2 separate regions of the Homo sapiens genome follow, and region 2 is linked to region 1. A link is a loop called in an ENCODE intact Hi-C map of the cell type or tissue named here. Cell type or tissue: PC-3. All regions are shown on one strand.

What was found. A loop is a pair of places that touch in the nucleus more often than their neighbours do. Peaks named below come from ENCODE experiments on the same cell type or tissue, not always from the same donor. Only the 100,000 strongest peaks of a DNase experiment are listed, where the experiment ranks them.
Region 2: a loop joins it to region 1, with 2.3 times the contacts of the local background. A loop is called at or near these places in 1 of 110 quality-filtered maps.

The regions. Positions count from the first base shown.
Region 1 is chr6:38,049,152-38,054,151 of GRCh38, forward strand. All of the region lies in intron 2 of ZFAND3 (zinc finger AN1-type containing 3), which reads left to right. Among named protein-coding and RNA genes, the nearest start is that of ZFAND3, 230 kb to the left of the region's middle. In PC-3, no CTCF peak of the experiment used is centred here; a DNase peak (open chromatin) is centred at 3,090; H3K4me3 peaks cover 1,087 bases; H3K27ac peaks cover 3,633 bases.
Region 2 is chr6:38,246,841-38,251,840 of GRCh38, forward strand. The region is part of intron 9 of BTBD9 (BTB domain containing 9); the gene reads right to left. Among named protein-coding and RNA genes, the nearest start is that of BTBD9-AS1, 230 kb to the right of the region's middle. In PC-3, no CTCF peak of the experiment used is centred here; a DNase peak (open chromatin) is centred at 2,141; H3K4me3 peaks cover 525 bases; H3K27ac peaks cover 1,354 bases.

The sequences.
Region 1 (5,000 bases):
ATTTGTATCCCCAGGATTGGCTTGTTAGTGTACATTGTTAATGAAGCCAAAGACTTCGCTATAATTCATACCAGAGAAATTATTTTCATTGCATTAGTCTCAAGCTAGCAACTTTTTAAGAAGTCGGAAGAGGAATAGCAATCATGGTTAATCCAAGATTTACTATATGTCAGGCACCGTTCTAAGACTTCCACATGTATTATCTGATCTGCAAAATAACTTTATTAGGTAGATAGTATTATTATTCTCATTTGTAGGGAGAAAACTAGAGCAAGAGAAGTTAAGTAACTTGCCCAAGGTTACACAGCAATTAAGAAATAGAGCCAGGATTTGAACTCAGGCAGTCTGGTTACACACACCCTACTGGGACAGAGGATATGTAGGTTAGTTGTGCATGAGCTTTTCTCACTAGTGGAGAAAGCTTTTGTATCAGTAGTTGATAGCCTTAATATGGAGATAGATACCTTTTAGGAATTGTGAATTATATAAACATCATGTATTCTGATACCTTGGATTCACTGGATAAAAATTAGTCAGTTAGCCCTAATCTTGGGAAGATCATTGTCATCTTCTCTGAACATCCCCCTGATATGCTTTAATAGATGTAAGAAGAAAGTGTTAGTAAGCCCATCATTTCATCCTTCAAAAAAATATATCTTAGAAGTTTGAACCACTACTTGGTCTTTTACTCTTTGGGAAAGAGATTGACTCTCCTCGCTCCCCCACCCCCACCCCCACCCCCTCCCCCTCACACCCACCCCGTCTTCATTCACCACTTTTGAGTAGGCAATTAATTTTTTTTTTTTTTTTTTTTTTTGGGGGAGACAGAGTCTCTCTCTGTCTCCCAGACTGTAGCACAGTGGTGCAATCTTGGCTTTCTGCAACTTCTGCATCCCAGGTTCAAGCAATTATCATGCGTCAGCCTCCTGAGTAGCTGGGATCACAGGTGCACGTCACCACGCCTGGCTGATTTTTGTATTTTTAGTAGAGATAGGGTTTCACCGTGTTGCCCAGGCTGGTCTTAAACTCCTGACCTCAGTTGATCCACCCACCTCGGCCTTCCAAAGTGCTGGGATTACAAGCGTGAGTCACCGTGCCTGGCCAAGAAGGCAATTCATTCTTTGCTTCTTTTTCCCCTTCTAGAGATGGAGTTTTGAGATGTTACCTAGGCTGGCCTGGAACTCCTGGGCTCAAGCAATCCTCCTACCTCAGCCTTTCTAGTAGCCAGGTGATATGGTTTGGCTGTGTCCCCACCCAAATCTCATCTTGAATTGTAGTTCCCATAATCCCCACATCATGCTGGTGGGAGGTAATTGTATCATGCGGGCGGTTACCCCCATGCCGTTCTCGTGAAAGTGAGTGAGTTCCCATGAGATCTGATGGTTTTATAAGGAACTTTTCCCTGTTTGCTTGGCACTTCTCTCCTGCCACCTTGTGTAGAAGGACATGTTTGCTTCCCCTTCTGCCATGATTCTAAGTTTCCTGAGGCCTTCCCATCCATGTGAAACTGTGAGTCAATTAAACCTCTTTTCTTTATAAGTTACCCAGTCTTGGGTATTTCTTCATAGCAGCATGAGAACGGACTAATACCCTGGGACTATAGGCGTGCACCACTGTGCCCAGCTGACATTCTTAAAATATAACATATTGTATTTCTTGAATTTAAGCTGAACATTTGCAAGTTTTATCTTAAGGGAAAACGTGTCTCAAAAGTTAATATCACCACTCTAAGTTGAATTTACTGAAACAGATGCAGTGGTCAGCTTAGTAGCAGAGCTTAAATGAAGGAGACCTGAAGATTGGTGGTGTGTGACCCTGGTAGGAGATGATGAGGCTGAGAACTGAGTAGAAATACTCAGGGAGTATTGAGGGAGTATTTAGGGGTAGGAATAGCCCCTTAAGTCAGGAGCTGCCTTTGTGAATAGAGGGAAGCAAGAACGAATAGGACCAGATTGTAAGAGCATACATAGGTGGGCAAGAGCAGTCCCACCACCGCTCTACCCAGTCCCACCACCTAGGCTTTTCCCAGTCCCACCACCATCCTCTCCCTCAAAAGAGAGGTGCAGTGGGAATTATTTTTTTGTCTTTTCTCCTGTCACATCTGCATGGTAAAATGAAAGGCTAATAGCATTAGGACTGTGGATACAATTATAGAAATAATCAGTGATCTAAAAAGGGGGGTGCTAACCTGCTGTTTTTGCTAATTTATTCCCAAATACTTTTCTACTTTTCTATTCTGTTGTCATTGAAGTCTTTATGGGACATTTAAAGCCTTAGGTCTGGGGTAAAATATTGCAGCCTCCAGCCTCTCCAGCAGTTACGTTCATGCCACTTCTGTGCCATTGGAGTAATTCATGAATGACACTAAGGACTAATGGCTTGAGGGGAAGTCTTTAGATTATACCAAGGATCAACTGTAAACAAAGAGAAGTTTTTTGTTTTGTTTTTAGGCTCCAACTTGCCTATTTTATTTTGTCAGCTTTACCCAGTTTTTCCACAATATGCCAAACCCTATCTGTAATTTTGATGGCTGAACTGTATGTATATATGCGCACACAGCATAAAGTGCATATTTTGTTAGAACTAGATTAATGCCACAATATTCAGAAAACTTCTCCCTGTGTTTTCAAAAAATTGACATATTTTGTGGTTAGACTGAAATGAGGTAAATGTACATGTTATTGTAGTACTAATGGATTGTTAGATATTTGCTGTAATGTTAACAGTTAATTTATGCCCTGTAAATGAATATTGAATATGAAACACTGTTACAGGGAAAACTGTATAGTCTGCACAATAAATGCTGTATAGGAAACAAGCCTTACTCCAAATAATTTTTTTTGCTAGTTCACACCTCTGAGTAGTTGGCTCTATAGGTGTGAAGAATCTAGAGAATGTATAATTTCAGTGATAAACTAGATTATAAAGTAAGTTTAATTGCTGAAAAGAGTAAGCTTTGCCAGCTTCATATATTCTCTTGTTGCCTGTTTTTGCAAGACACATTTCAGGATATGCTTTTGGGAGCCAATCTAATGTTACCTGTATTTGCCTCTCGTAAAAATCTTAAGCTTTGTGATTTAAATCTAAGCAAGCAGGAAGTGACTTGAGAGACCTTGTAAGTCCTGTTAGGACCAGTTATCCATGATGAATAATAAGGAAGAAATTTTTATATGTGTGGGGATAATTTATGAAATCCAAACATCTACTTATTGACAGGGTGCTTAATATTTCTCCTGTAGGTAGGAGCACTCTTGCTTCCTATAAATACATTTTGTAGCAATTTAAAATCCATTTTAAATTGTCTGTAAGAGAATTAATATTTTTCAACTTTGTGTGTTCATCAGTATCCAATACGCTAAATTCAGCAAATTTATATTATGTATTATGTGGCAGGCATTTTGCTAGGGGCTGAGGCACACTGTGAATAAGACATTCATTTATCCAACAAATATTTAATAAAGTACCTTCTATGGGTAATCTTAAGGACTTCCCTTAGGAAGTAGTGCTTATATTAAGAGTTCAAATATGAGTAGGATTTACCAAGGTGAATATGAGGATAAAAAAATCTCCCACGTGTCATGATTAAAGCACTCCATGTTGACCGCCGGGCGTGGTGGCTCACGCCTGTAATCCCAGAGTGATTACAGGCACGAGGCTGAGGCAGGGAGATCATTTGAGATCAGGAGTTCGAGCCTGGCCAACATAGTGAAACCTTGTCTCTACTAAAAACACAAAACTTAGGTGTGGTGGTGCACGCCTGCAATCCCAGCTACTTGGGTGGCCAAAGCAGGAGAATTGCTCGAACCCGGGAGGCGGAGGTTGCAGTAAGCCAAGATCGTGCCACTGCACTCTAGCCTGGGCGACAGCGCAAGACTCCATTTCGAAAAAAAAAAAAAAGAAAAAGAAAAAAAAAATAGCACTTCGTGTTGAGAAAGAGCATGGAGTGTCTGAAAAACCAAGAGCACTGGAGATGGCTAAAGCAAGGAGAGGGAGAGGAGGAGCAGTGGCATCAAATGTGGCTGAAGAAATAGCTAGTAGCTGGTTCTAAGTTCTAAGCCATGGTTAGGATTCTGGATCTGGTTGTGAAGGCAATGAGAGACCATTGAAGGGTTTAGGCAGGGAGGTGATGTTATCAGAATTTGTTTTCTTACAATTTTTTTTTTTTTTTGCAATCATTGTGGTTGCTTTGTGGAGAGTAGATCAGACTGAGCCGAGAGAGGACACAAAGATTTCAATTAAGATGTTATCGAGTCTGGGCATGGTGTCTCATTCCTGTAATCCCAGCACTTTGGAAAGCCAAGGCAGGCAGATTGCTTGAGGCTGGAAGTTCGAGACCAGCTTGGCCATCATGGTGAAACCCTGTCTCTACTAAAAATACAAAAATTAGCCACACGTGGTGTTGCACACTGGTAGTTGCAGCTACTCGGGAGGCTGAGGCATGAGAATCGCTTGAACCGAAGAGGCTTGAACTCAGGATGCCAAGGTTGCAGTGAGCCGAGATTGCACCACTACATTCCAGCCTGGATGGCAGAGTGAGACTCTGTCTCAAAATAAAAAAGATGCTATCAAAGGAATCTTATAGATGATGATGGCTTAGACTACAGTGGTAATGGAGAAATAGATGGATTCAAGAGATATTTAGGAGTTGTAAATGACTAGAATGGTAATTTGGGGGATACAAAATTAAGAAGGGAGAATGTGAAGTTCAAGATAATTCCTGGCTTCTGACTATTCTCTATGTGAATGTTGATATCATCTGATGAGATGGGAGGAAGGGCAGAAGACAAGGTCTATTTTTTTTTTTGAGGTATTACTCAAATTGCAGATTCATGGACATAAATAGGGAACATAGGATAGGAGTCATTTATCATCATTAGGATATATACAGGTAGAGGTGTGTGTGTGTATATTGTATGTATATATTTTTAACTTATTTGAAAGGACATAGGCTGAGCATGGTGGCTTACACCTGTAATCCTGGCACTTTGAGATACCAAGGT
Region 2 (5,000 bases), 200 kb after region 1:
CCAATATGGGATTTATGCGACAGTCAAGTGCTTCAATCTTCTTGGAAACTAACACGTCACCCAACTATGAACTATGTCTCATCATCATTAGTATCAATGAGGAAGACATTTCCTCCTTTATATCCTGCTTTCTTTCTGTTGCATCTTATTTGTGACATCAAGTTCTTTACACAAAACTCCAAATCACATGGTTAGCAGTGACCTCCTGGAACCAACCCAAAGTTTTTGTTAAGTGTGAGATTAAGAAACAAAGCAGGCAAAAAACAAATATCAAACCTTTCTCAACATTGTCACTAACAATGGCAAAGAAGATGTAAAAAAAAAAAAATCACAGGCAAAGTAAATTGTCTCTAGATTTAAATGTACCATTTTTCAATCTTGCTATACTTTGGAAGACTTTACTGAGGCTATAACTCTCCACCTTTAATTTATCCTGTTGTCCTCAGCCACTGCAGCACTTAGAAGAAGAAATATTTTCCTCTTTCTACCATTCCTAGGGAATAAATAGCAGATACAGAAACAGATCCCAGGACTAAGTGGCAGTGCATTCAGCAAGGGGACAGACAATGCTTCTCGGATATGAATACAATCATGCTGAAGACCAGGCAGCAGATGGGTGGACTCCACACATGTCTTTCCAGGTGACAGGGAGACAGTCAAGGTGCTTCTCAGGGAAGGCACAGGGGAGAAGCTTCCCAACATTAGGTTGCTGTAGAGATTGCCTGCTCCAAGGAGGTGCTCTAACCTGCCAAGTAGGCCAGGGCCCTTGGAGAGGGCAAACTCAGATGGGAATGAACTTTGGGTGTCCCAGGGAAAGGCAGAAGAAAGTACTCTCAGAGAAGCGGGCTTTAAGGAGCCCATGGAGAGAAGCATAAGGAAAATGTAGCTGGAGTGTCCTTTCCAGGGAAACACAGCTTTTGTGCTTGGGCTAAATGGCAAGGTTCTGAAGAGCTGCTGGGATATTGCTATGTATAGCACTTAATTTTGTTGATTTACTGCTGGCAGTGAATAAACCATGCCACTCTGCCAGCATATGCTACTCAAATAATGGCAAGGACAAGCATCCATAAAACACTTATGGCTCTAGCAAAAAAAAAATTTTTTTTTTCAAGTAAAGTGTTTTTAGATTTTAAAAGAAATACATGTAAATTGGTCAGAAAAATGTTGAAAATTAGAAATAATTTCCGTAATCCCTTATACAAAGTCGACCATTATGAATATTTTGGCATATTTCCTTTTGGCTTTCTTCTTCCGTAATTCTTTCTACTTATGATAACACTTCTATAATTTTGTACACGCTTTTTAAAAATCTTAGGTATTTCCTTAAGTTATTAAAAAAACTCTTTGCAGCATCATTTTTAATAAACACCTAGATTGGGGGAAAAATTTACTCAGAAGGGAATTTAGATGATAAATCTGGCAGGAAATAGAAAGTTTGTGATAAAATTAGAAGCTAAAAGCTAGAAAGACTAGGTAGTTCCATATTAGGACTACAGAATTCTCAAGTGGAAAAAGAAAGTTTTCATTACCTAATTCTTTTTATCTAATCGTTTGTATTTGCCAAAATGTTTGCGAGGGGCACAGTTTTGGATAGATGATGGCTGAAGTCACTAATACTTTGGCAGACAGAATTACTATTCAACGGGACCATGACAAAGCAAAGAAATTGTTTAAAAAATGAATGCAAATGAGGACAATACGTGAGGGAGTATACTCTGACAGGAAACAAGACAGCTATATAACATGGCAGAGGCACAGCCAAGCACACGAAAGGTAAGGAAAATGACTTGGGGTCACTGGGGACTATCAACAGCTGACTACAAGTCAGCACAGGCCGTGGTGCTTTTGGGAATTCAGGTCCAAGATGGCTGACATTGTAGGCACAGTTCGCTCTCCCTTCCCGGAAACCACTGACATGCCATCAAAGAAATGCAAAGAGAATACATTCAAAAAGGTTGCAAATTGGAGAGGACATTAGTAAATGAAAAATCTTGGTGAATTTCGAGAAAATGATATGCACATGAAATATTACTCATTTATAAATCGAGGAGAACTGGGCAGATTTCCATACCGAAGCAAACTGAGCAGGATGAATGACAAATGACCCACATCCAGCCATGTCACTGTGAAATTTGAGACTACCGAGGTGAAGAGAATATCCTAAAGGCTTCTATAGAGAAAAATAAATTACTGCAAAGAACATGAGTCAGACTGACATCAGATTTCTCATCTGCAACATTAGATACTAGAGGGCAATAAATCCAAGCTGTCAGACTTCTGAAAAAACTGAATTCTATACCCAGTCAAACTATGATTCAGATATGCTGGGGTTCTGAAAATTTGTTTTCTATATCCCTTTTCTGAAAAAAATTACTTATAGATTTGTTCTCTGCAATCGCCATGAGTGATCTTCTTTCTTTCTTTCTTTTTTTGAGACAGGCTCTTGTTCTGTCACCCAGGCTGGAGTGCAGTAGTGTGATCTTAGCTCACTGTAACCTCGAACTCCTGGCTTCAGCAATCCTCCCCGCTCAGCGTCCTAAGTAGCTGGAACTGCAGGTGTGTGCCATGATATCTGGCTAATTTTTTTTTCACATTTTATTTATTTGGTAGAGACTGGGTCTCACTATGTTGCTGGGGCTGGTCTTGAACTCCTGGCCTCAAACAATCCTCCTGCCTCAGCCTCCCAAAGTGCTGGGATTATAGCAGTCTTTTCAACTAAATGTTTAGGCTCAACAGACCCAAACAAGCCATAATTGGCTTCAGATTCACCTAGGACACAGAATGGGAAACACAGCAAGCCCCCAGGACAGCACCAGGTATTTCTTCCCTTCGGGAGTCTTTGTAGCAGTCAACACAACTGTCTGGGAGCTATTCTTTTTGGCCTGCAGGTGACAGCTCAAATAAGAGCATTAAGAATCAAAAAAAAAAAAAAAGTATATAAGACTCAAGGAAAAAAAAAGAGTATATAAGACTCAACAACGGGTAAATGTGGAGCTACTCTGGCTTAGAAGCTTCACATTCCAAATAGAAACTAATACTTCTTGTGACAGCTCCATAAGCACAGATCCCAGAATTACAAGGAATAAGCCCAATTACAAAAGTCTCTGCACTCAGGGAAGCACAAGGATCTATAGTTTCTGACCAGATATTTACAGTTCTCCCAGGCCAGATGCAATTTACCATTCAGGGGTAATTTTTTAAAATCATAAGCAATGTTGCTTATAACGCAGCAGACATTCCACTACCATCAGGTTTTCAGGGGAACAGGTCTAGAAAAGTAACAGGGGCCCAAGGTCAATATCTTAAGAAAAGGGAAAGGGGTTTTTTTAAAACTGTTTACCCACATTCCACAAAAAGAAAATGAAATTGAGGAAACAGTGTTACTAATGATAGGAAAGAAGAAGAAATTTTAGGATTGCAGACATAAACAATCTGTTCAAAATCAACCAATGAACAAACAGTATGCTTTAGAAGCTTCTGCAACGGAAAAAACTAATCAGGAACTTCAAGAAAACAAAAAGCTGTCTAATAGGAAGCTATTTAACATGTGGAATAATTCTGAGCACTTGTAAGAAAATCTAATCTGTTTCATCAGAACAGTACAATTCTTCCAAGAGGGGAACAAGTTTACTGACATATTTCCCTAACTCTAGATCCAACCAATTACTAGATCTGTCATGAACAATGTTTATATGATCATTATATTTTAATGAGTTCTTAGTGTTTTTCCCTTTTCAGGATCAATTTATAGTTAACATATAGATGGTTTAACTATAAGTTACAGAACAAAAAATAACTATCACAATGTCAATATAGTAAAGCAGCTAACAGAAGATGAGAAGTAGAATGGGAAAAATGAGGGAAATGTAGTGGGTGGTAATTTCTTCATCAACGTAGTAAAGAGTCGAGAAATATTGTCTATAACTGATGGATTAAAAAACAGAAGTTTAGGCCGAGCGAGGTGGCTCACGCCTGTAATCCCAGCACTTTGGGAAGCCGAGGTGGGGGGATCACAAGGTCAGGAGTTCGAGACTAGCCTGACCAACGTAGGGAAACCCTGTTGGTGAAACCCCTCTACTAAAACTACAAAAATTAGCTGGGTGTAGTGGCGTGTGCCTGTAATCTCAGCTACTCAGGAGGCTGAGGCAGGAGAATCACTTGAACCCAGGAGGCACAGGTTGCAGTGAGCCAAGACCGCGCCATTGCACTCTAGCCTGGGCGACAGAGAGAGACTATGTCTCAGAAAAAAAAAAAATAATAATAATAATAATAGAGGTTTAAGTATATTGTTTAATTTTAAAAGATAAATACTAACAGAACTAAAAAAACATAACAAAAATGAGGAGTGGTTAAATGAGCTAAATTTCTCATTTGTTTTATATCAAGGAGTTAGTAAAGTTGTTAAGTTAATAAAAGAGGTGTGATTTTTTTTTTTTTTTTTAAAGATGGGCTTGCGCTCTGTCGCCCAGGATGGAGTGCAGTGGCACAATCTTGGCTCACTGCAACCTCCGCCTCCCGGGTTCAAGCAATTCTCCTGCCTCAGCCTCCTGAGTAGCTGGGTTTACAGGCACGTGCCACCAGGCCCAGCTAATTTTTGTATTTTTAGTAGAGACAGGGCTTCATCATGTTAGCCAGGTTGGTCTCGAACTCCTGACCTCAGGTGATCCACCCATCTTAGCCTCCCAAAGTGCTGGGATTACAGGTGTGAGCCATTGCGGCCAGGCTGCTTTCTACCATTTTTTTAGTTTTTAAAACTTCTCAACTATAAAAATATTTCAGCCAGGTGCGGTGGCTCACGCCTGTACTTTGGGAGGCCGAGGTGAATGGATCACCTGTGGTCAAGAGTTCAAGACTAGCCTGGCCAACATGGTGAAACCCTATCTCTACTAAAAATACACAAAATTAGCCAGCCGTGGTAGCATATGCCTGTAATCTCAACTACTTGGGAGACTGAGGCCGGAGAATCACTTGAACCCAGTAGGCGGAGGCTGCAGTGAGCC